Regions from separate parts of the Homo sapiens genome. Here region 2 is linked to region 1. A link is a loop called in an ENCODE intact Hi-C map of the cell type or tissue named here. Cell type or tissue: PC-3. All regions are shown on one strand. Each heading gives the region's core, and the rest is flanking DNA. Links, peaks and the distances in the headings are about the cores only. Region 1 has its middle 120 kb from the start of ASF1A. Region 2 overlaps CEP85L (centrosomal protein 85L).

Region 1 (16,232 bases), core at 4,474-12,473:
CCTCACTCATATGCCTTTATGAGGTCAGCTATGGTTCTAATGACCAGAGGAGCTAGGACACACACCACCAGAGGGCTTCCAGCCTTTCCAGTCCCACCTTGCAGCACGCCATCAGAGTCCTAAAAGCAAAACCATCTTGAGGACCTTACACCCTCACTGGAGACACAGCCCTGTCTCATTGTCAGACCAAAGAGGAATCTGTGTGTCCCAAGTTTTTAGTTCAAAAATATATTCATTATATGCAGGCAAAATGCAGCGATTGTTATAGTGAAGAATCCAGGGCCTGCCTTGTTTGAGAGTTTGGTGGGAGAGCAGCAGAAGTCAGGGGTGAGTGGGTAATTCAGGCAATGTACACGCTGTCTCCACATCTGAGAGAAGGGCACATGGGGCCCATGGTTGCCAGAAATCTGTCCTAACCCTTCCTTCTCCCTTGCTTTACATATCTAATCAGCCACAAGAGCTGTTGATTCTCCTAAATCATTCTCAGATCTGCCCATAATCTCTTTATTTTTTCTTATATAATTCATCAGAAACTTTTTTGTTTTTGTTGTTGCAACTTATGAGATAAAAATCTAATGGGATCTTTCTCAAGCTCCCAAGAAATGACAACGTTCCTTCTCCATCCCCTTACAACTCCCCACCCCCAACCCATGACACACCCAACACACACGCACACACACACACACACACACACCCGGAGACAACTCTTTCCTTCCATACAAATTCTGTTTGTTTAGGACTCAGTTTCCTTTGATCATCTGTAGATGTCATCCCGGAGGAGCCCCTCTAGTATGGATTTTCAGCACACAGAGACAGGGGCCTGGTTGTCCTAGGGAAATCCCCTAGTGATGTTTGGGAGCCCTGCCTCCGCCCAGTGCCAAGGTCAGCAGTGTGGGTCAGTGGGCTCTGATCCCAATGAGGGCCGGACCTCAGGCTTGAGACCTCCTCCCACTCAGTGCTGGGCCCCGAGCTGAGCCCATTCTCCTCCTAGCAGGCTAGAGCTGTGTGAGCTGAACTAACTGGCAGAGCCAAGTTGTCCTCCCCCGAGACTCCCATTCCCAAGTAAGGAGAATTGCACTGTGTGATTGCAGGTGGAATCTGCCAGCATGAGCTGCCTGAGAGAATAGACAATGGAGCTCTCTGTATCACTGCAGAAAAGGGGAAGGAAAATGCTGACATTTAAATGATTACATTTGGGATCTACAGTTGCCTTGGGGCATGGCAGTGATCACTTAATAGATGAGTCTTCCTTTTTTTTTTGCTTTCAGAGCTTAAATTAGCTTTCAAATAGCTACAAGGTTAGAGAATATATTCTTTAATTAAAGAGGGAGACCTAGCTTCCTTTTCCTTTCCCATAAAGCGTGTGTGTGTGTGTGTGTGTGTGTGTGTGTTTTACTTTGCATTTTTGCATAGACTTTGCAATACTGGGAGCTGCAGATAACTATAGGATTTATGTCCTCTACATAAGGTGACCACACAATAGGACAGTTATTTTAAATATTCTGTCTTTAGGATGAGTCATAATTTTTTATTAAGCAGATGTATTCACTATGCTTAAATGTTTTGGTATCAGTACAGCACAGGGCCTCACACAGAATATTTACTGAATGAATGACTGATTTTATGACCTTATACACTCTGTGCTAATAAATATAAATACACAGAAAATCCATTTGGTAAATATTTCCTAATTCTCTCTGGTAAAACAAAAATTCCAGTAACACGTGCATATCTTCACACACAGTCTAGCAAGGATCTCACTTGTCAGCAGAAATGAGCCATCTGGTTGCTGCCCTGAGAGCCCATCTTACACAAATGTCACCGCTTTCCACATTCACAACGGACCATTTCCTTACCAGCCAGGAGAAGCCAATTATATTTGTCAAATAACAAGAGCAAAGTACATTTTTGCAAGTCAGTCGTCTTGTCTATAATCAACTCAACTTCCTAAATATTAAATATTCAGTAATCTGGCTGTAGATTTCTGGATCATTTAAACAAATGAATAATGCTTGATAAAGCTCAGAAATTGTAAATTTGATAAAGCTCAGAATTGTCAGCTATGTCTTCATACTGTGAATCCAGCAGACTGAGAAATAACAAAAGTGAGTTTGCCAACCCTCTTAAAGATGCATTTGGACCCTGAAGTCCAAGGCAACTGTTGGTTTTGTGTGGCTTCCCCACACCCCAGCTCAGGTGTGTTCACCCACAGATTGTTTAGTCTGCAACTGAAGAGCTGAACATAATCTCAAGCTTGGTTATATCTGCTGCAGATTATTTTGTTTTTAATTTTAAAAAATACAATGTGACTTAGTTATAAATGAGAACAAATTAACAATGAACAATATTTCAAAAGCTGAAAAAGGTGGCACGGACACTAACAGTACTGAATACATAGGCTTTTATCATCTTCAGATTCAGAGTTTTTTGTAACTTAATTATATAAAGATGAGGAGTCAGTTTTGCAAGCTAAAAATATTTACTTATTAGAACTATATGAATACTTCAGTAAAGTATATTAAAAAAGATAATGAGACAGATGTGCATTTATAGAACTGCATGCCAGTTAGCCAGTTCCCTGCAAAGGGAATTCCCAGCATGATCTCATTAATCTGTGAAGACCCAGAGCAATCCTTGTTTAGATGTATGCATTCATCTACTTGTCCAGCATGGTCAGCCCTCCGCTCCTTGGTGGTTTCTCTCTACTGTGAATGTGCATGTCCAGTTGTCTATTTCTTAGAGTAGATATTTACCTTCCTCATCCACCAGCCTTTGGGGGAGGACTGGGGAGATGCAGATGATTGATTTGACCTGTTTTCCCCAGAGGGTTTCCTGGTGGCTGTCTTCCATGATCATATCTGGAATCAGATGTGTTTCCATAGCCTCTTCTTTTCTTCACATGTTGCTGAAGTAGAGTTTTGAAAAACAAAATCACAAACTTGGCTATTCTTCAGAAGAAATCTGTTATCAAAGATAAACTCCAGGGAGATGGACTCTGCTGTCCAACACTTGTCCATTTAAGATGTAAGCCATCCTGCCCCGCTTCCCCACTTCGGAGCAACTTGCAGATTAATTTAACTGGACTAATGCCAGTTCTCAGTTTGAGCCTAAGATGATTCGAACTTGTGTTTTGAATTGGGGAACAGCACTGCATGATGGCTTTTCAGTTCTAGAAGAGAAGAAAAAATCTTTTATTTATTTTTATTTTATTTTATTTTATTTTTTTTGAGACAGAGTCTTGCTCTGTCGCCCAGGCTGGAGCGCAGTGGCGCGATCTCTGCTCACTACAACCTGTGCTTCCCGGGTTCAAGCAGTTCTCCTGTCTCAGCCTCTCAAGTTACAGGCGCGTCCCACCTTATCTGACTATTTTTGTATTTTTAGTAGAGATGGAGTTTCACCATGTTGTCCAGGCTGGTTTCGAACACCTGATCTCAGGTGATCCACCCACCTCGGCCTCCCAAAGTGCTGGAATTACAGGCATGAGAGACACCACGCCCGGCTGGAAATCTTTATTTTAAACTTTTTTATATGCATTTGAGAGAAAAATTAATATGAGGAAGACTTATATCACAGATACCAGTTCCTTGGGCAATTCCTGGAGACCAGGGGTCTGCAAACTATGGTTCACAGGGCCAAATCAAGCTCAGGGCCTGTTTTTGTACTGTCTGCAAGTTAGTAATAGTTTTTGTACTTTTTAAAGTTTGTGAAGAAGAAAAAACAACAAAGAATAATATGAGATAGAGATGTCGTGTGACCTGTAAAGCCTAAAATATTTACAATCTGCCCCTGGGCGGTTTGCCAACCCTGGGCTATAGACTCATGTCTGCACTCTCTGGAGAAAGGGGTTGAATGCAGCAGGTGAAATCAATGCAAGGTCAGGGATGGAGAAAAAGAATATTCTTCCACTTCTGTGAGGATCATAGCATGACTCTGGCAGAGTTAAGATTCTAGAAAAAAACAATACTTGGGATAGAAGGTTTTTGGTGCCTGGGAAGACCATGCTTTGGGCAGAGACATCAGCCTCCGCAGGACACCAGTGATGGTTATGGAGGCGTGGGGTGGCCTTTCTGTGACTTCACGAGCAGCCAGCATCACAGTGAGAGTCAGAATTCCTTTCCACAGAGAAACAACCTCCAGGGACTTGCACATGTAATTTGTGAACTGGGGAAGGGGCTGAACCCTTTCCCAAAGAGGTGGGTTAAAATCCAGTGAAACTTTAGCAATTAATGCTGTAGAAAGAAAAAAAGTGACAGCGTCCCCTTGCCCAATCTTTTTCTATGATGTCACTTTCAGAGAACACAGACCAAAAATCAAAAGCAAATTAGGCTGGGTGCAGTGGCTCACACCTGTAATCCCAGCACTTTGGGAGGCTGAGGTGGGAGGATCACTTGAGGTCAGGATTTGTAGACTAGCCTGGCCAATATGGCAAAACCCCCGTCTCTATTAAAAACACAAAAATTAGCCAGATGTGGTGGTGTACACATGTCATCCCAACTGTTCAGGAGGCTGAAGCAGGAGAATCGGTTGAATGCAGGAGGCAGAGAGATTGTAGTGAGCCGAGATCACGCCACTGCACTCCAGCCTGGGTGACAGAGAGAGACTCCGTCTCAAAAAAATAAATAAATAAAAGAAAACAAAAAAGGGCAAATTAATTTGAGTCTTTACCTGTATCTCTCGAGTGACATTCAAATGGAAATATGGTTTATAATCTCCAGTCCCTCTTCCTCCAGGCTCCCACTCTCTCATGCCCTGTAGCTTCCTCAGGATCCACCTCCACCCACCATTCCTGTTTCCTTTCCCTGCCTTTTCTGACACAGACCTTCCACAATGAACCTGATCTGAAAGATGACTGTGAGTTAAGATCAGGATGGGGGTGAAGTGGCACAGAACGCTGAGCAAGAAGCACCAGAATTTTCCTCTGGGGTTATGGGAAGGGAAAGCTGGGAATCCGTGTGCATTCATCATTGTCCTGATGTATTGTTCATAGGAATCTAGTCATTCCCCACCCCGAGGCTAGAGAGGCCAAGGGAAACTTTAGCTATACCAAATTGTGAAATTGAAATTTGTATTTAGTTCCCTAGCTTCCCTTTTTTGCAAATTTTCCCACCATTCAATGACTTATACGTTTTAAAAACACTTAAGGAATGCCTTCTATCTGCTCGTAGTTCAGAAAGAAAGAAATATTCTAGAGAGCTAGACAGACAAGTAAACAAATAATTACATGAGTATAATAAACACTATAATAGAGTTGTAAGAGTATAATATAAAACAATGATTATTTTGCACTTCCCCCTTCCCAGAATCTAGTGGCCTAAACAAGAAAGCAGTTTGTTTCTCTTTTATGTAACGGTTCAAGTGTAAGTAGCCAAGGGATGCTATGGTGGTTCCACGGTGATGGGGATCCAGGTTCCTTCTGTCTTGTTGCCCATTCATCCCTTAGGGTGTTCTGCACAAATAACTCACCACCACATCTGCTGGGTCTGTATGCCAACTAGCAAGGGAGTAGGGGGAGAGAGAAAGGTACTTCCTTTAAGGAAGTAGCCTGGAACTTCAATTCTGCTCATAGAATATATCATTTAATCACATCTAGCTGCCAGGGAGGCTGGGAAATGTGGTCTTTAGCTGGATGGCCATGTGCCACCAAAAGCTTGTGTTTTGTATTTACTAAATGAAGAAGGGGAGGATGGATTTTGGGAATAACTCATAGTCTCTGCTACAAATTACAGCTAATTCAATATTCCCCAAGATTATGTTGGCCAAAAAATAATTTGTTCTCAGTAGGAATGGCTTTTAACCCTACAGTTTCCCCTACATCTCAGAACGCGACCGCGAGATGTAGCTGAAATCTGGAAAAGCTACAGAACACTCAAAGGGGAAGTAAAAGACAGATCCTTCTGGTACAGGCAGTATAAGGCTTTTGCTAAACAATTCAAGGATCTAAGCTAAGGAATCTGGGTGGCAAACAGCATTTGGCTTTCCTCCTAACACATGTGTTCCACCTATTCATGATGAAAAAGGAGAGAGTACCTAGAACTACTCAAAGTTTGAGATTTATCAGCATGTAGCATCTGCTCCCATCTATTTCCATCCAGGTGCTGCACACCAACTTTAGTGGTTCCTCACAGTCCCCACAAAATTGCTCTTCATCTTACACTTCACAGTCAACCTCAACAACGCTCCAACAACCTTGTAGAAGAAGTACCAAAACTTCCACAAGGTTGAATGCCTAGAGTAGTGGGAAGGGTATGAACAAGAGGGGTGTTTGCAAAGCTTACCTTCCCGTTAAGAAGGATGCACGCTAGATGGGTCAGATGCTGCCATTTTGATACAGACTTTGAGGTAGCTATTTTGACCAGACTAAAACCAAACCACTGGATTTTTATTTTCCCAAATAAAAACTGCTTTAATATTTTTATCTGATAACAAAACTAACAAATACCCACTTTGAAAGAACCTGACAGTGCCAGAAATTTTGCACCGGTGCCTAAATAAAATAAAATAAAAGCCATCCAATACAAAATACTTGATGGGTATTTTTCCCCCAGAATTGTTCATTGCATAGGCATAAAAATTGCTGGTTGGATTTTCTGGGAAACAGATTCTGAGACAGAGTTTGCTGTATAGCATCTCGTTGAAGAATTGTCCTTGGGGTTAACACCTATGGAAAGAAGAGAAATAAAACAAAATTGGATGGAGCGAGAACTCCAGCTAATCATAGGCGTGACAACAGACTTAGCCTTCCCCACGAGGACTGTACAGTGTAAATGGCGCATCAGAGTTGTTCTGTGTTGGGCTGAAGTGGCCTGGCCTTATACTCCTACCTCCATCAGGATGTGCCCACCCTACCTGCTCAGGAGAGGTGACTCTGCAGCTGAGGCAGTCCTTGAAGGGACAGCTAGGGCAAAATGTCCTTCTTTGAAGGGAGATCTGGGTATGTTTCATCTACCCTACCCTCCATGCACGCACACACACGCACACACATACACGCCATATATATAGCTTTAAACAAAAATATGATCATATTATCTATGCTCTTATGACACTGACATTTTTTGCTTAGCAACATAGTGTAAACATTTTCCCATGACCCAAAATATACATCCCATTCATTTTTAATTACTGCAGATATTCTATTGAGTTGTACAATACTTCATCAAATACCTGTTGATGGGCATCTGAGAACCTTCCTAATTTTTGTCTCTACAAATAACTTGATCATGAACATACTAATGTTTGTATCTTTTCACACATGTGTAATTATTGCCATAAAATAATTCCCCCAAGTGGAATTGCTGAGCCAAAAGGTTTGCATTTTTACATTTTGAGGTATAATGCTAAATTACCTCCCAGAAAGCTGCACCAGCCTACCAGAGCACTGAGGGTAAGCCACATCAATCTTTTTTTTTTTTTTTTTTTTTTTTTTTTGAGACAGAGCCTCGTTCTGTCACCCAGGCTGGAGTGCAGTGGCGCAATCTTGGCTCACTGCAACCTTCACTTCCTGGGTTCAAGCGATTCTCCTGCCTCAGCCTCCCAAGTAGCTGAGATTACAGGCATGCACCACCATGCCCGGCTAATTTTTGTATTTTTAGTAGAGACGGGGTTTCAGCATGTTGGCCAGGCTGGTGTCAAACTCCTGACCTCAAGTGATTCACCCACCTTGCCTTCCCAAAGTACTGGGATTACAGGTGTGAGCCACTGCACCCGGCCCACATTGTTTTCTTAATAGCATTCATTAATGAGATGTTAGGTTAAAGCTGTTTCATATCTTGACAGATTGTAATTTTTCATTTATTTTTCCCTTTGTGAATTATCTCTACTCACCCTTTGCACATTTTTCTCTGGTTTGCAAGTATCTGTTATATTGAGGTTAATAAATCTGTCTGGTATATATGATACAGTATTATTTCCTAATGCATAGTTTGTGTCTTAATTTTTTCTTTTTCTTTTCTTTTATCTATTATTTTTTGAAAAAAATCCATTAAATCCATCTCTTGTCTCTTTTAGAGATTCTGGTTTAGATGTTACTCCTTACCAGTTTCTCTCTACCCTTAGTTTATAGAGATATTCATCTGAGTTTTCTTCTGGTACTTTTATAAATCCTCACTTTCACATTTTCTGTTAGTAAACAGTGTAAAAAATAGACATTCTCTCATCAGTGCACTTCTTAATCTCATCTAGTTCTCAAACCACACTGAGTTACCTGTTACTGAGAAAAGTAATAAATAAAACATTGGTTTTACATTTCAAAATGGTCATTTTGATGGAATTGCATCTAGTTGGCTGCTTTAATAGTCTTACTCCGTCAGAAATGCCCCTAAATACCTGCCATGGGAGGCTGAGTTGGGAGGGGGTTTCTTTCAGCCTCTAGCATGCTAACCTCAGGCAACCCACTGAGGTGTGAGCTAAGGGCACACCTGTGTGCAAAATGAAGTTCCAAAAGTCAGCACCTCTTCTAGGCATTCTTCCTGCTCACCCCTACCTTACCCCACAGTTTCCTTTCCTCCCACACAATTGCTGGCTACAGGTTTCCTGGCTCTGTACCAAGATGTCTCTAGGGGTTATCCACTCTGCTTTTCCCTCCTGGCTTAAAAAAAAAATAACTTTACTGAGGTATAATTTACATACCATACCATAAAATTCACGCCTTTAAAATCCATACTGCAGTGATGTTTTACAAAATTTACTCAGTTGTGCAACAGGTACAGTCTGGTTTTAGAACATTTTTGTCACCGCAATAAAGTCCTTCATGCCCATTTACAGTTAATCCCCATGCCCTCCCCAGCCCCAGGCAATCACTGATCTACCTTCTATAGAGTTACCTTTTCTGGGCATATCAGATAAATGGAATCATATACTCCTCTAGTTTTGACACTGCCTCTTATCTCCAGTGAGAAATTCCAGATTCGGCGTCAGCTCTGTGGAAACTGACCTGCCAACCAAATGCAGGTTCACATAGCTAATAGATGAGAGCTCTGACTCAAGTCCAGTTCTTGTGGTTCCAAATTCTTTTCAGTCCTTCCCACATTCCTGATCTGGCTACATTTTCAATGTTGTATGGAAAAGTTGGTGATGGCCCTTTAAAATAAGTCGCAAAGATTACTGGCCTTTTGATACACATGGGCACTGATTTCATGACTCTTTTCAGCCACCAGAGGGTGCCCCAAAGATCTATCTTTGAATTGGCTTTTGCTTGTTACTGTTAGACATCTAAGAAAGAGAATGTGAGTTGTCACCTGATTCTGGGTGAGTTTTTTTCCAAAATACTTTTCCTCTCTGAGTAATTGCAAATAGCAATGGAGAATAAAAACTAGAAACTGTTTTTTTGTGCACATTGAAAGGTTTTTTTTAGGCTTTTAAGAGAGAGATTTTTTTAAAATATAATAAAAAGGGAAAATACAGACGATTTAAGAAACTGGTGAAGAGTTCTTAAATTATGGCAATCCAGCATGACAGATATCAATTAACCAAAATATTAAGGTGTTTTTGCTAATCTTTTGCATATTTACATAACTAAGTCAATCCTTTGAGGGAGAAGGGAAATGGAAACATATTTTTAAATTAAGTTACCCAAATCCAGTATCTGCATAGCTAGAATTAACTGGATAAAAATTCAGTATGACAACTGAATTTATCTTTTGAAAAATAATTTTAAGGCCCGGCATGGTGGCTCATGCCTGTAATCCTAGCACTTTGGGAGGCCAAGGCAAGTGGATCACCTGAGGTCAGGAGTTCAAGACCAGCCTGGCCAACATGGTAAAACACCATCTCTACTAAAAATACAAAAAAAAAAAAAAAAAAAAAAAAAAAAAAATTAGCCGAGCATGGTGGCATATGCCTGTAATCCCAGCTACTTGGGAGGCTGAGGCAGGAGAATTGCTTGAACCTGGGAGATGGAGGTTGCAGTGAGCCAAGATTGTGCCACTGCACTCCAGCCTGGGCGACAGAGCAAGACTCTGTCTCAAAAACAAAACAAAACAAAACAAAACAAAACAAAAAAACCAACAACAACAAAAGAAAAATAATTTTGTTGTGATGTTTTTGCAGCTATCTGTACTAAAAGTGGCTGAATTCATTTGTCAATTTTGACTTTAAGAAGCGCTTAGCATTGCAGTCTCCAGGATCCAGAGGGCAGATGTATCTCTTGACCTCCTCCAACTGAGCATCTCCTTCATTTTCTTTATTCTGGATGGATGGATGGGTGGTTGAATGGACAGAGGCTGCTCAGCAGGCAGGATGACAGCTCCAGGGAGCATATTCAGAAGAACTTGATGATGAACTCTACTAAGGACCACACCTGCCACTTGTCCGTCACTGGGTAGTGACATATGTCTGGTAGTGCTATATTCCCTTCAAGGACTGTATGATCCCCAGAAATGGCTGCAGCTGTAGAAGCAGTATTAGACCCAAGTCACAAGGCATGGGTTTCAGGGCTGGATCTTCCCATACCTTGCGATGTGTCACTTAACCCTTATGTATCTTCTCATTTCTAAAAATCTATAAAATGGCAATGATAATAATATTTGCCCTAATTATCCTCTTACAGGGATATTTCAAGGATGAAATGGAATAATAATGGATAATAATGGAAAATAATGGATAATACTAGACAAATACAAAGTACAATTATTATAGCACTGTGCCTATGTGAGAAAGACAGAAAAAGAGGCAGAGGTAAATACTCAAAGACAGAGGAAAGAGAGAAGAAAGAAGCTTGGAGAGTGAGAGGGAGAGAAGACAATCTCCATTCCAAAGGCACGATTCTTCCTGCAATCATGCTAAGGTATAAAAGGTCATCTTTCCTCATTTTTATACAGTCACCCCCTCTGAAGAATAGCAAATAATCCATTCTAGTCTCAGGAGATTATTGTACTAATATTATTCAAACATCAGAACCTTTAAAATGTGTTTATGCTTTTCCGTGAGGATTAGTTGCTTTTAAAATATAAATGTCCCAACAAATCCCAGGATTGGATAGTGCCAGTTAAAAATCTCACATTGACTGGGATGGAAAGGCCAAGAATTGACTCACCAGGAGTGGGAAAGTGTGACTTTTACCCCTACCCTTCACTTGACAAGTAAGTCATTCTTGAAAACTCTGCTCCTAAGTGAAACATTGCTCAATGGCAGCTGTTTCCATTATTTTTAATGGGAAAAGTTCCTGTGTGTTCCACTCCATGTAGTCAGCTCCCTAGGTGCTGAGTGTTTTCCTGAGAGACACTTGCTTCCTCCATTTATGGCATTTACAACATATGATGAGATGCATCAACACTTGGGCTGGAAACTGGATTTACGGATGCTGTTGAAAAGGGTAGATGACACTGAAAGGAAGATGTGTAGAGCTTCCAAAAATAGCAAACCTTCAAGTACTGTCCAAGCATCAAATTCTATGCAATTAATTAATAGGCTAATGAGGAAGCACAGCATTCTGGTCACATGGGTAAGGTCCCTGCAGTCTCTGGAAGGCAGCATTTTTATTATGGGCTTCCATTCCAAATGGCAAGTGATCAAGACTCGGGCCGTCGGATACCCCCTGCCTAGAAGTCTGTTTAAACTGATGAAACCATAATGTCAAAATGTTACTTTAAAAAATTGTGGTAAAATATGCATAGCATAAAATTTACCATTTTGATCATTTTTAAGAGTGTAGTTCATGAGCATTAAGTGAATTCCCAGTGTTGTGTAACCATCACCACTATCCATTTCCAGAATGTTTTCATTATCTCAATCAGAAACTTTTTAGCTGTTAAATAATAACACCCGATTACCCCAACATGCAACCCCTGGTAACCATACAATACCACCTTTATAAATGTATTCATTTAGTGTGTCCTGGCATGAGAAAGTCACCATACGAAAAGGAAAAGTGGCAGAGTTGTTATATGAAAAATAGTAAAACTCTGCAAGAGTTGTTCTAGTGAAAATCATAAACCTGTCTGTCTTGTCTTAACACGGTGAGCATCAGAATTGCGCAGCGATCTGGAGTGCTCCGATGCACTGGGAGCAAGATGTGTTTGCTGAGCGCACAAAAGCTCCCACATGAGTGGTGGCTGTATTGGACAAAGTGAGAATGTTGAGGAATCCCCTATGAACCCAGAAGGAGCCCAGGCAAGCTGGGAGGTGTAGGGGCCTGTCTGGGGTCAGGAACAGGGGCTCAGAAGGAGCCCAGGCAAGCTGGGAGGTGTAGGGGCCTGTCTGGGGTCAGGAGCAGGGGCTCAGAAGGAGTCCAGGCAAGCTGGGAGGTGTAGGGGCCTGTCTGGGGTCAGGAGCAGGGGCTCAGAAGGAGCCCAGGCAAGCTGGGAGGTGTGGGGGCCTGTCTGGGGTCAGGAGCAGGGGCAAGGCCATGCTCCCAACCAAAAAATGTATGGCAATCATCATCTGAACTCTGAACATTATTCCAAAGGAAAACATTTAATTAGTACCCAAAGGGACATTTTTCTGTAATTTGAAACACCTACCCAATGATCCCTTGAATAAAATTCAATCTTTAGATACATACTTTAAAAAAAGCATATATAGAAAACACTGTAATGAACATATTAATTAATAGTAATAATGATCTATGTTTAATTGGGCTGACAAAGTCTCTTCTTTTATACTTTATTTACAACCTTAGACTCCTACTCAAACTGACCCCTTTTAGGAGCCTGCTTTTTCTAAAAGCACAAGAATTTAGTGGTGAAGGAAATACACGTATTAAAGGCTTTCTAGGATTCTCTGCCTCAAGGTGTTTTGCTAATGTGTACCAGAACATTCTTGAAAGGAGAAAAAGAAAAGAGAAAGGAATTCTTTGTAAAGAGAAGAATCTGCCTTTGGGCACTTTTAGCACAATTATCTATTAATCTGCAACCTAGTTAAGAGAACGGGAAATAACATGTATTGTGCATGGTGCTTTCAATAACAACAGCTAACATGCATCTGAACATTTACTACATTCCCGGCACTATGGAAATCTTTTCTAATTTCATTTGCTCATCACAACCACCAGAGAAACAGAGAATGATTTTTATGAATATTATAGAGAGAGAGAAAACTGAGACTTGAAGACATTAAGCAGCTTGCCCAGAGTCACACAGCGAGTAAATGGTTGAGCCAGAATTTGAATCCTAAGTAGTCTGACCCCAGGTGCACTTACTGGATTCAACTTTCCTGGTTTAATTCATGTAAAACCTCTATAAGGTAAAACATTTTTACCTGTATTTTACAGATGAGAAGACTGGAGTTTAGAATACATTCATGCACCACATAATGTGCATAACGTGGTCAAAGGCAGACCATGTATATGACGGTGGCCCCATAAGATTATAACGGAGCTGAAACATTTCTATAGCCTAGTGGTGTCCTAGCCATCTTCACACTGTAGCACTGTGCATTTCCTACGGATCTGTGGTGACGCTGGTGTAAAGTAACGTGTACTGCACTGCCCATTGCCTAAAACTATAGCACATAAAATTATGTAGCATACACAATACTTGATAATGATAATAAATGACTATGTTACTGGTTTATATTTTTTATCTGTATTTTGGCATGTACTTCTACTTATTAAAAAAATTAACTGTAGGCCAGGTGCGGTGGCTCATGCCTGTAATCCCAGCACTTTGGAAGGTTGAGGTGGGTGAATCACCTGAGGTCAGTAGTTCGAGACCAGCCTGGCCAACATGGTGAAACCCCATCTCTACTAAAAATACAAAAAAATTAGCTGGGTGTGGTGGCGGGCTCTTGTAATCCCAGCTACTTGGGAGGCTAAGGCAGAAGAATTGTTTGAACCCAGGAGGCAGAGGTTGCAGTGAGCCGAGATCGTGGCACTGTGCTCCAGCCTGGGTGACAGAGTGAGACTCTGTCTCAAAAAAAACAAAACAAACAAACTAACTAACAAACTGACTGTAGAACAGCCTTAAACGGGTTCTTCAGGAGGAATTCCAGAAGAAGGCATTGTTATCGTAGGAGATGACAGCTCCATGCATGTTATTGCCCCTGAAGACTTTCCAGTGGGACAAAACGTGGAGGTGGAAGACAGCGATATTGATGATCTTGACCCTGAATAAGCTTAGGCTACTGTGTGTGTGTCTTAGTTTTTAACAAAAAAGTTTAAAAAGTAAAAAAAAAAAAAAAAAAAAAAAAAATTAAGTAGATAAAGGCTTATAGGATAAGGATATGAAAAAAGAAAATATTTTTGAACAGCTGTACAGTGTGTGTTAAGCTACATGTTTTAAGTCAAAAGTTAAAACAATTTAAAGTTTATCAAATAAATAAGTTACCATAAGTGAAGATTAACTTCAACTTATTATTGAAGAAAGAAAAATTTTAAAATAAATTTAGTGTAGTCTAAATGTACCATGTTTATAAAATCTAAAGTAGTGCACAGTAATGTCCTAGACCTTCTCATTCACTCACCACTCACTCACTGACTCACCCAGAGAAACGTTCAGTTGTGCAAGCTCTTCAGGGTAAGTGCCCTATACAGGTGTACCATTTATATCTATTATACTATGTTTTTTCTGTACCTTTTATATATTTAGATAGGTTTAGATACCTAATTGCTTGCCATTGTATCACAATTGTGGACAGTATTCAGTACAGTAACATGCTGTACAGGTTTGTAGCCTAGGAGCAATGGGTTTTACCATAGATACCACAGCAATATCATATATCCCAGGTGTTGTGAACCCTGAAAAAGCTAACACTTTGAGATGGATCCTGAGTGGCTAACTGGGTCTAAATTCTGAGTGGAGCTGAGAGCCAATTGCTAACTGAAGGTTACACACATACCTTGTGCCAGCTGAACAGTAGATAAACTTTGGGGCTTTCAAAGCTGTCTGTTCCCGTTTGTGCCTCCAGAATCAATTGCCACTGGAAGGCTCCATTCTGCCAACTGGACCTGACCAATGAACTTAGTCTGGTGATCAGTTTTAACATCAACCAATTTTAACTGAACAAGCTTGCATCATTCATTTGCATAGTGGACTGGAGTGGGAACTTGGGTGGGAACGTTCCCCATATATGACAGCCTCTCTGCTCTGGTGGAGTGCACCTTTGTTTTATACCAAAGGCGTGTCTCCTTCTTTGCAAACTGCTTGCTGAAATGAAGTCTCTTTCTCTTTTAAATGGGACTCCTTTTTAGTGAAAGTGTTAAGAGTGTGTAGTAGGCTATACCATCTAGGTTTTGTAAGTACACTTTATGATGTTTGCACAATGATGAAATCACCTAATGATGCATTTCTCAGTGACACAGGACTGGAGTTAATTGGCCCAAGATTACAGCTAATATTTGATGGGGCTGAGAATCAGGCCTGCTGTTATTGGACCCTCAAGCCCTGGTTCTTTCCATTAAACACATGGTCTATTAGCTGCTGCCATTCCCAGAGGGCACTTTAAAAACACAAGGGAAATTGAATTGACGCACAGCAAGAGCAGTTTCATGGCAGTTCATCACTCCTACCAAGCTTTTACTCCTAGGAAGGCTCCAAGGTCTGATAAATCTTTGCACATGTTCTTTACCCCTCCTTGCAAGTCTCTTGAATGGTACTTGACACAAATCAGATAATCAAGATTCATTTGCTGAAAGGGATGAAAATAACACAAAGTTTGCCTACATGCTCTCTGACACTGATAGGAATCACCAAGGAACAGATGTGCAGGACCCAGATGAAAGAACAGAGAACATGCGATAATACATTTACAAGAGTTTCATGAAATGATTAAGGGTAAGTGTCTTTACTCTTAATCATTTGTTTTTTTCCTCAGGAAAAAGCAACTCCAACAATTTGAACTCTATATAATTTAGGACAGGAGCTTCTCTTTACACTCTATGAAATTCTTGCCAACTTAAACTTATGACTCAATCTTTTCTCCAAACCCAAATGTGATGCCAAATTCAGACTGAGAGAAAAAATATATAAAAATATATAAATCTAATTTTTATTTAAAAATGAATACCCATGTGACTATTAGAAGAAAATAATGGTTATAATCAGACCAGGTGTGGTGGCTCATGCCTGTAATCCCAACAATTCGGGAGGCCAAGGCGGGCAGATCACTTGAGGTCAGGAGTTCAAGACCAGCCTGGCCAACATGGTGAAACACCATCTCTACTAAAAATACAAAAATTAACCAAGTATGATAGCTCACACCTGTAATCCCAGCTACTCGGAAGGCTGAGGCACAAGAATCACTTGAACCTGGGAGGTGGAAGTTGCAGTGAGCCGAGATCCTGCCACTGCACTCCAGCCTGG
Region 2 (14,351 bases), core at 4,921-12,920, 140 kb after region 1:
TTGTTCAGAATGTATACTGGTTTCAAGTTGGATGAAGGATAGACATATTTCCCGTAGGCTTTTGAAATCAAGCATGATAAAGTGATACTTTGAGTACTTCCTAATACCTAGTTGTGCTAAGTATGTTCCTTTTCGTAAATAATTTTTTTAAAATACTAACATAAGCCAGGCGCAGTGGCTCATGCCTATAATCCCAGCACTTTGGGAGGCCGAGGTGGGCGGATCACTTGAGGTCAGGAGTTACAAACCAGCCTGGCCAACGCGGTGAAACCCAGTCTCTACTAAAAATACAAAAATTAGCCGGGCGTGGTGGCGTGCGCCTGTAATCCCAGCTACTCAGGAGGCTGAAGGCAGGAGAATTGCCTGAACCCGGGAGGCTGAGGTTGCAGTGGGCTGAGATCATGTCGTTGCACTCCAGCCCGGGCAACAGAGTGAGGCTCTGTCTCTTTAAAAAACAAAAGCGAAAACATATATTCAACTCTTAAAACATTTTGAGGTAGAGTATTATACTTTTATAGTGTGCGAAAATAAAATGTTACAGGAAACACTTGAGCTGAAAAAATGTCATTTGTTCATTGCTTTGAGCTTTACATTTACCTCTTAATTGATGCTTGCCATAAGGTGTTTAGTGATGTCATAATGATAGTGGTAATAACTGGTATGGTTACAACTAATAATATTGTTTTCTGCTGTGGTTCTGAATTAGATGGACTTCTAGGAATACTGTGGTAACAATGAAACATAACTCTGGCCTAAACCCAACTGAACATGTTCTTTCATAATAGGTATTGGGGGGTAAGGGGTGAATCTTAACTTTAGTGATGACTTTGGTGAAATGAACTTGATTAATAATTGGAATTTGATCACTTCCTGGCTTGAATGAAGCTGGTAAATTAATCTGAGGCCAAGCAATAAATGGTGAGTTGATAACCTCTATTGTCATGTTGTAATATTTATGTGTGTGAACAGAAAGGGTTGAGAGAGTCATGATTTTTCAGACTGGATGAAATGTGTATTTTTATACTCTGAAAAGATGATGAAGACATAAAGTCTTCTGGATAGTATTTTCCTGAGTTATAGCCTAATTACATAAATTTTGCATTAAGAAAGTGAAGAACGTGATCATCAGACACTTTTTAAGCAATATCATTTTTTATTTTTTTTGAGACAGAGTCTCATTCTGTCACCCAGGCTGGAGTGCGATCTCGGCTCACAGCAACCTCCGTCTCCGGGGTTCAAGCGATTCTCCTACCTCAGCCTCCCGAGTATCTGGGATTAGAGGCGTAAACCACCATACCTGGCTAATGTTTTGTATTTTTGTAGAGTCGGGGTTTCACCATGTTGACCAGGTTGGTCTTGAACTCCTGACCTCAAGTGATCCGCCTGCCTTGGCCTCCGAGAGTGCTGGGATTACAGACATGAGCCACTGCACCCAGCCAATTTTTAAGCAATAACATGTTATTCATTATTATTATTACTATCAGGATTTTCATATTTTACACTGGCAAAGTAATATTCTAAGAAGAGCAATTTATTGTATAGGGTCATTTAAGGATGGGCATGATCAACATAAAAATAACATCAAATTACTTTTCTTTTCTTTTTTTTTAGACAGAATCTTGTTCTGTTGCCCAGGCTGGAGTGCAATGGCGCAATCTCGGCTCACTGCAACCTCCGCCTCATGGGTTCAAGTGATTCTTCTGCCTCAGCCTCCCGAGTAGCTGGGACTACGGGCGTGTGCCACCATGCCTGGCTAATTTTCGTATTTTTAGTAGAGACAGGATTTCACAGTATTGGCCAGGCTGGTGTTGAATTCCTGACCTCGTGATCTGCCAGCCTCGGCCTCCCAAAGTGCTGGGATTAAGGCGTGAGCCACCACGCCTGGCCCCAAATTACTTTTCATACCAATATTTTGATTTCTGTTTTTCTTTAATTAAAAAAAAAATGGTTACCTAGCATAGTGCTTGTTACCTTGGCATTAGAAATGTTTGTGAATTATTCTTTCAATAAATATGGTGTGCTAGACATTGTATAAGCCTCTGGGGATACATCATTGAACAAGAAAGATAAGGTTCTTGCTCTACGGAGGCTTGTATTTTACTTTTAAAAACATTTTTTAGGTTTTGTTTGTTTGTTTGTTTTGTTTTGTTTTTGAGACAGTGTCTCACTCTGTCAGTCAGGCTGGAGTGCGGTTGTGCAATCATAGGTCTCTGCAGCCTTGACCTGCCAGGATCAAGCAGTCCTCTCACTTCAGCCTCTCAGGCTCAGCTGGGAATACAGGCATGTGCACTGACTGCTGGCTAATTTTTGTATTTTCTGTAGAGATGAGGTCTCACTGTTACCCAGGCTGGTCTTGAACTTTTAGGCTCAAGTGATCTCCTGCCTGGGCCTTCCAAGTATTGGGATGACAGGCATGAACCACCATGCTGCCTGGTAGTGGCTTGCATTTTAGAGGGGAGGATCAGTAAGTAAACAGATAGTGAGATGATGCAGCTAGTGTTAAGTACTAAGAGGAAAAGAAGATTGGTGAGGTGGCAGAGGATGGGCAGAGCTCCTTGAGTAGCTGGTCAGGGAGGCCTCTGAGGAGGTAACATTGTTACCTGAATGATGAGAAGAAGCCAGACGTGAAGGGAGAAGTGTTCAGGTGGAGGGAACAAAAAATCTCCAAGGCGGAAATGAGTTCGAGAAGTTTGAAGAACTCCAGTGAGTCTGGAGCTTAGTGAGCAGGACTGTGAGGTGAGGAAGGCCTGATAATAATGTTAGGGGTTGTAGGGAGTCTGGATTCTATTCTGCATGTCAGAAGATGCCGGGGAGTGACTTCATTCTTTCACTCCTGAGCACATTGAGTGCCTACTATGAGGCAGATACTGTTCCCATGTATTGGGGACATGGAACAGATATTCCTTGTCCTAGGTGTTTACAATCAGTCTTGGCTATTCTGTGGAAGAAGAAATTGTAGAGGAGTGGGGCAAGAACAGCAGTAGGGAAGACAGCTAATAGGCCATTGCAGTTATTAGGTGAGAGATGATGGCTTGAGTTAGAATGGTTAGATTGGATTTGGAGAGAAGAAAATGGATTTGGTATATACATGAGAAATCTTAAGGATTTACTGATGGTTTGGAGTTGTCAATTAAGGGAAAGAGGAGTCAAAAATGACATCTTGATTTTGGCTTCTGTGATTATAATCGATAGTGATGCCATTTCCTGAGATGGGGAAGGTTAGTGGGCAGAGGGCGGTGGGGAGAGAGTGTAAGGAAAATAAATGGAATCAAGAGTTCTTTTTGGCCATGTGAAATTTGAGATCCTTTTGAGAAATTCAGGTGAGATGTTGAATATGAAGTTGGGTATAAATGCTGGAGCTCAGTAGGGAGGTTGCTGGGTGAGAGATAGGAATTTGAGAATTACTTGGTTATAAATGGTGTTTAAAGGTCATGGATCACACCGAGAGAATAGAGAAGACAGTAGAGGACTAAGCCCTGGGACACTAACATTTTCTCTTCAGGCAGAGGAAGATGTGCCGTCCAAAGACACTGAGAAGGAGCAGCCAGGGTGGTAGGAGTAAAAGCAGGACAATGAAGTGTTCTGGTAGAGAGGAGTCTGAAGGCAGTAGTGATCACCAGTCTCATGCTTCCAGGCAGCCATGTAAGATGAGTCAGAAGAAAATGCATCAATGCATTTGGCCAGTTTCAGTGAGATACTTAAAAATATAAACCTAGCAGAAATTAGAGATTATCTAATCCAGTGGAGCTGACTTTATTGCATAAGGATTGATACATAAGTGCTTAATAAATGTTTGAATTGCTCTTTACCACTTATTAAGCTAGGGTGACCAGTTGTCTGGGTTTGCCTGACGTTTCAGTTTTAAAACTAGGGGTTGTGTGTCATAGGTTGCCTAGGACTGAAGGGTTTTCTGGGATTCCTTACACTGAACAGTGGCCAAGTCTTGACCAGGGTACTCTGTCTGCTCAGGGCGTCTGAACTGGTGTTAACAGTGTTCTCGCCCCTCAGAATAGAAGATTCTCTCAATCAGGGAACCAGACTTTAGTACTGTATCTAGTTTTATTTCATGCTTTTCTTAACCTCTGTCTGATCTGAGAATCTACCTCAGAAAAGTAACTCTACCCCTACTTTTGTTTTTTTTCTCCTGCTGTAAATTGTTTAAAGACTTCATTAGGTAGTGCTAAATTAATTAAAGTCGTTGATAGGATTTTAAGTTCCTTTAAAGAGAGTTAATGTAAGATCAGAAACTGTTGTATGCCTTTCTACACTGTTAATGTCTAGTGAATGAAACTTATTTGCTTTATTGATACTCGTTTTGAAAATAGTTTTTAGTATTAAAGTTTAGAGTTCTGAAATGAACTATAGTTTTTAGTTATATATTTCTCTGAAAGATTTTGGGATGAAAGATTTGGACTATGTTTCATGTAGTTTAGCATTTTCTACCAGTTGATTACATTGCTTTTGTAGAGGCAGAGATTGCCTCCTGACCATAAGAAATTACATATATATGGCCTTGCTATGACATTTCTGAAGCTTTTCTAAAGCATTCTCATTAATACTGAGCATTCTGTCTCATTTTAGGAATAATGTACTGAAAAGTTGGACTAGAAGTTAAGTGCTTTAATTTTGGGAACAGAAAACTTCCATATATTTATAAATTTTCTCAATTATTTTGTAATATTTTAAGACTTTATTTTTCTTTAGCCATTTAAATGTATTGTGTATGATTCTTATGTTCTAGGACAAAGATAAGCCCGTCTGAAATACCAAGTTGTATATATTTGTAGTGGTTTTATGAACAGCCTCATTAGTTGTTAACTGTACCTTATTTTCCCAGTTTTTAAACAGGAACAAGGACTTACCAAAAACTAAATACGTGGCTGTTATTCCTAATAGTTGCCAAAATGCTTTTTTGAACACAGCTTTTTTTGTTTTTGAGACGGAGTCTCTCTGTCACCCAGGCTGGAGTGCAGTGGTGTGATCTCGGCTCACTGCAACCTCCGCCTCCCAAGTAGCTGGGATTACAGGTGTGCACCACCATGCTGGACTAATTTATTATATATATATATTTTTAGTAGAGACAGGGTTTCACCGTGTTGGCCAGGCTGGTCTCGAACTCCTGACCTTAGGTGATCCACCCTGCTCAGCCTCCCAAAGTGCTGGTGTTACAGATGTGAACCACCGTGCCCAACCCAAGAAAGCCTATTAGCTTAGATTGAGCTAGATTTTAATGTAGGTATTTTTTAACTAGTGTGTTTATGTGAGAAAGTATACTTACTTGATGCTGCTAACCTTATTTTAGCTGAGTGAAAGCATCTTCAGTGACTGCTTAAGTTTAATTCCCAATCTTGGAATCTGATCTTACTTTATTCTTGATTCTTACTTTCTTCTGGCCTAGAATTTTACTTCTGGCTAGAACCTAACTTTTCATGTCTGAGCAGATCTTTGGATCTCTTTTGGGATTGGAGCAGCACAGTTTCTCAATTCACCTCCCCGTTTTGCTACCTGTTGTTTATTTTTATTTTTTTGACACATTTTACAAACCTTTCATAAAAAGGGTAGGGTATAGCAAATGTTTTGAGACCATAGAGAACCAATGGACTCCTTATTTTTTAGACATGCCTAACAGCAAAAATTTCACCCAAATGCTCCTATTTTATGTATGCAATATTTATTATACTTTATCAATTTTAAAATGTACTTTAAAAATGTTTTAGCATTTCTGATATATGGATGCATCATGTAATTCAGGGTGTCATTTAATTGGCATCCTTTTTTTTAGTGGTACATACAGTTGATATATTTTAAAAATTATTTTTTCCAACTCGCATATGCAGATACAAGAGTCATGTTGATTTCCAGTATGCCCTCTACATATTGAACGTTTCATTTGAAAGCATCATCTTTACCCTTATGGGGATCAATGGTTATTTTTTCAAACAGAAATGCTAGGTGACATATTACTGTCAGATCTAATTTTGTAATTTTTTTTTTTTCTCTTGCAAAAGGAATGTTGAAGTGTGTGCATGGGAGGCATCAGCTTGACTATTTTCTTGTTTGTTTATACTTACATTTTTAGTATTATCTTCAGGTTTTTCAACTTCAGGTTTCTTTGCAGTAATATAGAGCCACAAATCCATTTTGTGAGGGCTAGTTTAAGTAAAACTACCTAATGTTATCGATATGCAAATCTGCTTAACCAGCCATGAACTGCAATGCATACCCATACGAAAAAATCAAATGAACAAAGGAGGATGTCACCGTCAAGCCCTCTGTATAGAGCACCTCCGTTTATGTTATATATATGTAACATAATGCTCTGATAATCCAAGTAAGGGCACTAGTGTTAACCTGTATGTTAAATATTATAGCAAAATTTAATGCATTACTTTTTCCTAAAGATAATTTTCAGTATAAACAAGTTTTTTTCTTCCAGCAGCTTGCCAGTGGATTGGCTCGTGTACTCCCTGGCATGCATGTATTCACTTTGCAGATCATAGAGATAGAAAGCTTATGCTTAATCTCTTGGAATGATGTTAAAAAAGTGGTGGTTATCAGAGAGATGGGCATTGGGTTTGTGTTTTGAAGGAGATAAGTAGTTGTAAACATGCTAGTAAGATATTAAGAGAGAAGCTGGTGACAGTGTAGATGTCCTTGATTAAATAGGGAGGGAAAAGAGCAAGGTTAAAAACTTGGAAGAGAGTGGGGTACTGTACCTCATGAGGAGCAGAAGAATTATTGTTATGTGGTATTTGTCAGATGATTTTTTTCTTCTCATTATTAAAGTTACACATGCTCAGTAAAATGTTGACTCAGTACAGAAAAGCTTAAAGTGAAGTAAGCTTTTTTATCTACCTTTCATGTCAGTCCTCCACTCCATTTTTAATAGTTTTTAGTTATCCTTCTGGAAAATTTCTATGCATGGACAGTAATAAAAATAATAACATTTATTGAGATCCTAATTATATGTCTGGCACTTTCAAAAATATATTTACAGGCCAGGTGCAGTGGCTCACGCCTGTAATCCCAGTACTTTGGGAGGCTGAGCAGGCGGATCACTTGAGGTCAGGAGTTCGAGACCAGCCTGGCCAACATGGCGAAACCCCATCTCTACTTAAAAAAAACCTAAAAAATTAGCCAGACATGGTGGTGTGTGCCTGTAATCCGCACAACTTGGGAGGCTGAGGCAGGAGAATCTCTTGAACCTGGGGGATGAATGTTGCAGTGAGCCGAGACTGCACTACTGCACTCCATCCTGGGCAACTGAGAGAGGCTCTGTCTCAAAAACAATAACAACAACAAAAAACTTTACATGTTCATTGATCACAACAACCCTATAATATAGGTACTATTCTATAATTTTTTTCTTCTCTTACATATGAAGAAATTGAGGCACAGAGAGGTTAAGTGATTTATGAGGACTTACTGCTAATAAGAGGTAGAATGAACTTGAACCCAGGTAGCCTGGTTTCACAGTGCACACTGAGCTATACTGGTAATTCTGTGATAAAAGAAACAAACTAAGACTATTGGAGTCACTTACCCTAGAGATAAATAGTACTGAAATGGAGTGGAGGATTGGGATGGAGAAAATAACACTATGTGATGTTTCTGTCATCTTAGCTAGATATTCTGCAGTGTAGTTCCAGATTTGTTGGTTTTTTCTGTTTGGCTACTGTTAATATGAACGTTTTTTTCTTACCGTTTAATGTTCTAATTTTTTGTGTGAGTTTTGTGTCTTTTTAACCTATTGGAGACTGTTTTCCCATGTTAGGAATGTTGGCCATCAGATCTCTAAATTATTTAAAATTACCTTAAAAAAAGCTGCATTGATAAATATTTACTGATCTCTAAATAGATACTTAAATGCATACTGGCTCAAGGGATAGTTTAAAATATCCTGGATTTTAAAATAAGCAGACAACAACCACCAAACAAAACGCTTGTTTGAATCCTTTTTCTGAACACAAAGATATTTTTGTAGTTGTAATTGTAAGGCTTCCAAAATTCTAATTTTATTCTGTGAACATTTGTTAGGTATCCAGTGGTTATAATGACTACATTTATTGAGACCCTGTATAAGTGTGCAGCTCTTTGCTAGGTACTGGACACTAAAAAAAGTTGCCTTTCATTTTTCACAGTTTGGTGAGGGAGAAGAAAGTCATATACATATGGGTTAATATAATTTATTAAATGTTGTTGGAATTTTGAATAATATATTGGGAGTGAACAAAGTATTTAATGCCACCTGGAGGAATCAGGGAAGACAGAACAAGTTAATTCTGAACTAGGACTCTTAAGGTGCAGAAGTGAAACAGCTTGGAGTCATGAAAGAGTCTCATCTGTTTGGAGGAAGTGATTAGGTAAGTGTGGCTAGATAGTTTTTGTAGGTAGAAGTTGCAAAGTGAAGCTGACAATTGGTGAAGAACTTTGCCTAACTTAAGGAGTTTGAATTTATTTAATATGCCGTAAGGGGCTCACAGATCTATGTAAGTAGAAGAATAACATAAACATGCTTGATTCTAGAAGATAGTAGAGTAGAGGCTGGCTTGAGTGGAGTTATTCCAGCAGCAGAATAGGTTCTTTGTGCAAAAGTACTTGTTAATATTTCAGAGATGTTAAAATGTGAACCGCGTGCTACTTATGTAATATAAGGGTAAACATGCTTTATCTACTATTTTATTTGAAAGTGTTGGTTTCCAAGTTGATTTTAAAACATACTAATGGGTGACAGATAATCTGCATTCTGAAAAACATTGCAATTTGTATTCTCGATTTGTATTATGTATTCAGCTTATTTAAAAGTATAAATCTGCTTTGTCAGTAGTGTTATTTTTATTTTCTTCAATTTAGAGCTGTCATTAAAATATTCAATGAGAGTAGTTCTTGTTCTCAGTGCAGTTACATATATATTCAAATGCTGTGGAATACTTGATACTGTATGCATTTTTGCTTCCAATAAAAGAGCTTCAGAAGTAAAATAGGTTGCTTTTTTATTTAATGCTAATCTTCCTGTCTGAGAAATATTCAGAATTTTTAATGTTATCCGCAGGCACTCAGTATTCTATTAAAATAATTAAAATTAGTATTAAAAAATTAGTATTGAAAAATGTAACATATTGTCTTCCAAGGAGGAGTTCCAATGTAGAGTTTCTTGGGATCTTTGCTGTTCTTACAGCAGTCCTTTTGTCTTTAGGTAAGACATTATTGCCAGAGGTTATTCAGCCTTATTTTGAGTTTTTAAGTGCATATTGCATACTAGATATCAATATTCCCATTTCAGTAACATAGTCTTGTAACTATTCTGTGAGAAAATTTTCCTTATTAAATCACCTGGTCAGCATATTTCACATGTACTTCTTCCTGTATTGTGCTTCTGGATTGACTTGTCTAAAGACAAGTCATGTCATTCTTTTCAGACTGTGAATTTTTTCAGTTTAAATTAAAAGATTAGAATGTTATTTTCATGACATTTGTTAATCATCTTCAGTGTTTGAGGCACATACAATACCAGATCTTCTTTTTAAAGACATAGTTATGTTTAAAGGTTAAGGCAAATTAGTTCAGGTGGGAGGAGATCAATTTATATAGTTAATTCTTTTCCTTTTTTTTTTTTTGAGACGGTCTCACTATGTTGCCCAGGCTGGTCTCGAACTCCTGGGCTTAAGCAATCTTACCTTGGCTTCCTGAGTAGCTGGTATTACAGGCATGTGCTACACATGATGTATATTGCCTAATAGCCTATCAAAAGGTTGTGTTTTTGTAATGAATAAATTAACATTACCATTATCAGTGTATGGGAGTATCTAGGAACACTGTTGTTTTGTTCTTTTAACATTTTTGCTAGATTGATAGCTGAAAAATAGCATGTCTTCTGAATTTGATACTACTTGCTTACCAGTGGGCTTGGACTATTTTTCAGAATTTTTTATTTGTGTTTTTCCCTTTGGGGTTTGTCCTTTGTCCATTTAGACTAAACCATTTAGTATTTATTTATTTATTTTTAGTTTGCTTATGATCTCTTTATAATTATGCATTAATACCATATCTGCAAATATTTTTAGTGTTTGCCTTTAACTTCTTAAATATATAGACAACTTTTTTTTTTTTTTTTTTTTTTTGAGACAGTCTTGCTTTATTACCCAGGCTGGAGTGTAGTGGCATGATCTCGGCTTACTGCAGCCTCCACCTCCTGGGTTCAAGTAGCTTAGCTTCCCAGGTAGCTGAGACTACAGGCATGTGCCACCATGCACAGAGGCATTTTTTTGAATTTTTTTTTTTTTTTCTTTTGTAGAGATGGGCTTTTGCCATGTTTTCCAGGCTGGTCTTAAACTCTTGAACTCAAGCTGTCTGCCAGCGTTGGCCTCCCAAAGTGCTGGGATTACAGGTGTGAGCCACCTTGCCCGGCCTAGACAACAATTTGATGATTTATGTGGTTTGCTTACTTTTTGTGTCCTTCTGTAAAAGTCAGAGGTTCAAGTTTATAAGGTGGCAGTACACTGAAAGAAATTTTAGGAAGATCATTTCCCTGAGTTGCTAAATAAAAAGGCTCTAAGTATGTATGTACTGCTCTGTGATTCAAAGATAGAATTTAGGGTTTCTAGAGGGGCGGAATGATAGCATGTCTTAGACCATTTTCTCTGTCATTTCTTATAGCTTTTTTTGTATAAAAGTTAGATAACAGATAGTTGAGATTGTACTGATGTGCTTTGGAAATCTGTGGAATAGGTATCATATTGAGTAGATGATATTGAAATACTGTAATGGAAATTGAGGATTACAACTATTGTTCTTTTCTAAATAGAAGGCTGTCCCCACTTTTTCATATCTGTAGGCAAGATTAGAATTTTTCTAGTTTTCCCAATATTGTATTGAAGTTCTCCAGAGAAACAGAGCCAATAGCATTTAATTAATTAATTAAGAATTGGCTCATGAGATTATGGTGGCTGACAGGTCCCAAGATCTGTGAGGTGATTTGGCAAGCTGGAGACCTGGGATTGTTGATAGCATAGTTCCAGTCTGAAGGCTGGCAGGCTCAAGCCCCAGGAAGAGATCAGTTCAAGCTTGAAGGTAGGAAAAAGCCAGTGTACTAGTGTATTTAATCAAAGGGGATCAGGCAGGAAGAATTCTCTTCTGCTTAGGGGATGGTTAGCTTTTTTGTTGTGTTCAGGCCTTCAGCTGGTTCAGTGAAGCCCACCCACATTATGGAGGGCAGTCTGCCTTATCCAGTCGACCAATCTGAATGTTGAGCTCATCCAAACACCTTCACGGAAGTAATGTTTGACTGCATATCTGGGCACCCCATGGTCCAGTCAAGTTGTCATGTAAAATTAACCATCACACATATTTGACATTGTCCAGGAGTTCCATACCATATGGATAAACTGAGATCATTTATTCTGGAAAAAGAAACCTAAAACACTTGTTGACATTTATTTGTCTTTGTAATCCTTGAAAAACCTCAGTAGTGCTTTCATGAATTGTCAGATTCTGGGCAGCCTGGCTTGCTGATATGTACTCTAGGATGAGCTCACTTTTCTTCCAAATAAAGAAATGAATTAATATGCTGGCTGTAGTTACTTATGAATCAGTTGAATTTTAGGGACTCTTTTCAGTTAGAATGATTTTTTACCACATCTCAGGAGTCTGCAAACTGGCCCCCAGGTTTCATTGGACTTGTCACCTGTTTTTGTAAATAAAGTTTTATTACAACATAGCCACATCCATTTTATTGTCTACAGCTGATTTAGACTACAGTGGCAGAATTGGCTAGTTGAGACGGAGATTGAGTGACCCACAAAACTGAAAATATTTACAATCTGGCTCTTGACAGAAAAAGGTTTTATTGAACTGTTTTTCTGGCAATAGTTAATTATACAAGACTAATGATTGAAGGTTGTCCTAGCTTGTGATAATAACACCATAGCATTAATATGTACAGTGGGCTTTCCTCCCCATTACTGGAGTGAGAAAGTGAGTGAGTGGAGAGAGAGTGAGAGAGAGAATGATTATTGCCTTTTAATCCACAAATGGTTTATTGGCCAAGACTTGTCAACAATCAATAGGGTGGAGGTGTGTTGTAGGCTTTAATGGAGCATGACTTTATACTGCTCAAAATAGTTATATTGCCTAAAAGCAAGGGTTTTAATTCTAGCCATTTTATGCAGCTTTTGTAAAAATTGTTACTAGGAATCTGAATTTGCGTATCTTGAGCTATAGCTGGTTTCTAATCTCAGAATCAAATGTTGATGTAATCTGCAAATCAGTATGCATAATTTTCAGCATTTCCCCACATAAACTGGTAGATTGAATAATAATAATAACCAATGATGGAGTAAATGTTCCTGTAATGTATTTCTTCCTTTAGTAAAACATAGTCAGTGTTAGCATTTAGATATAGAGCTCCCTGAAAGCTTCTTCCATGTATGTAAATGTACAAACTCTTCTCCAGCTGTGGAATCATATTATGTATATAGCTACATAAAATGCTTCTCTTCCATACACACTAGATATATTCTGGATGTTCTTCCATGTTAAAAAATAGGTTGATAAAATCATTTTTAGCACTTAAACATTATCAACTAATTAACAGTTTATATTTTGTTCATAGGCATTTACTTTAAGCAGTGCTGTCAGGAATGTCCTTATACTCATATTTATTTGTAATTGTCTGATATTTCCTTAGGATAAATTCTCAGTAGAAGGTCATGTCTATATTGACATTTAGATACCACTTTCCAGTTTGCCCTTTAGAAAGGTTGTACCAATTTGCAAGGCCACAAAAATATACGAACATTCCCCTCACTTGGTTGACACCAGTCTTTCTTTTATCAACTTGATAGTTTTAAAAATCCAGAAAATTTATTGTCTTTTTCACTTCTCCCACCATTAGTGAGATTTGGCATCGTTTCTTATATTTATTTTTTCATTTACATATAGTCCCAGCCTATTTATGCTATTTGCTGGGTATTCTTAAAAAAAAATAATTATCCAGCTAATAGGTTTGCACTTGTGAGACTAGGCTGGTTGCCATTTTTGATAATAGTTTAGGCAGGACTTTGAGCTCATTTAGATGGGATGTTACCTGATTGAAAAAAAATTTTGGTATAGATTACAGACCACAGATCAGAATTAGAATAGATCTGGTGACAGAACACCTTCTTCTGGTGCTTTAATGTGAGTGTTGAATCACTTGAATTGAAAAGTCTCATTCTGAGAGAAGTCTAGAATCTACAAAGCTTTAAGTGGTTGTTCTGAACCTCAAAGCTGGTAAAAGTGTCTCTTTGGCCACTGTTTTTCAAATTTGATTTGTTAATTTAAATGTATAAGGCTTTTAAGGCTGCTTATATACTTTATACATGTATAAAGCCTAAATTTAATTGATAAATTGCATTTAAATAAATAAATGCATTAAATAAAATAATGTGACAATGTTTTATTAAAAGTGAATCATTAATGTTGAGCTTAGTATGATAGAGGTAGCTTTAGGTCTGGTTTTATTAATTTGTTTATATATTTTGATTTTAATACTGACATAGAGAACAACTAATCCTAAAAGTGTGGTTAAAAAAACTGGTATAATTAATTTTATGCACGTTTGTTGTTTTGTTACCCTTATGTTTAAACTGCCAGAAGGCATTCCTTGCATGCCGGTTTCAATAGGGTATCAATGAATAATTCTGTAAAGCTATCTTCTTTCAAATAATGGTAAATACCCAGTGATGTCATTTGCTCTTTACTTAGAAGCAACTGCTATTTCAACCGCAAAACACAGATGGGGACATTGAATTATGTGATAAATCTTTTTAAGGCTGCTATACAGATACGGGAGCATTGAAATTATGTGGAAATAATGTTTTAAGTTGGCTGTTCAGATAATCTGTAATGTGCTTATTAATTTTTTAAGAACTGTCATTGAAATGAGAGCCTAAAATTCATGTAGGGGAACTTCTTAACTTTTATGAATAATTCTGTAAGCCCTGAATTGAGACTTACTGTATTAGGCATTAGTAAAGATTTGTGCTTCTACAGGTTTTATGTAAAGTTGAACGAATTTAAAATTTCTCTTTCTAATTATAGTACAATAACATTTCTAGATGCTTATTTATTTCTGCATCTAACTTGTAACAAATAGTACAGATTGGCACTGGTCCATTGATATCCTTTGAGTAGCACTGTACTAGACAATAAAATAAGTGATGGGTAAAACAGAAAAAGTCAAATAAAAGTTAAGTAAAAGTGAGTAAGTGGAAATAAACATTGAAAGAACATTGAAAAACCTTAAATTAGCTAAAAAGTATTTAAATTAAAAGGACAAATCTAGCTGGGCGCGGTGGCTCACACCTGCAATC

What was found. A loop is a pair of places that touch in the nucleus more often than their neighbours do. Peaks named below come from ENCODE experiments on the same cell type or tissue, not always from the same donor. Only the 100,000 strongest peaks of a DNase experiment are listed, where the experiment ranks them.
Region 2: it touches region 1 in a loop (9-fold over the local background); 7 of 110 quality-filtered maps call a loop at or near these places.

What each region holds. Positions count from the first base shown.
Region 1 is chr6:118,769,649-118,785,880 of GRCh38, reverse strand. It overlaps the pseudogene SELENOKP3. Among named protein-coding and RNA genes, the nearest start is that of ASF1A, 120 kb to the left of the region's middle. In PC-3, for the core only: a CTCF peak has its summit at 9,143 (motif pointing right); a DNase peak (open chromatin) is centred at 9,010; H3K4me3 peaks cover 770 bases; H3K27ac peaks cover 1,373 bases.
Region 2 is chr6:118,633,474-118,647,824 of GRCh38, reverse strand. All of the region lies in intron 1 of CEP85L (centrosomal protein 85L), which reads left to right. Among named protein-coding and RNA genes, the nearest start is that of CEP85L, 11 kb to the left of the region's middle. In PC-3, for the core only: no CTCF peak of the experiment used is centred there; no DNase peak of the experiment used is centred there.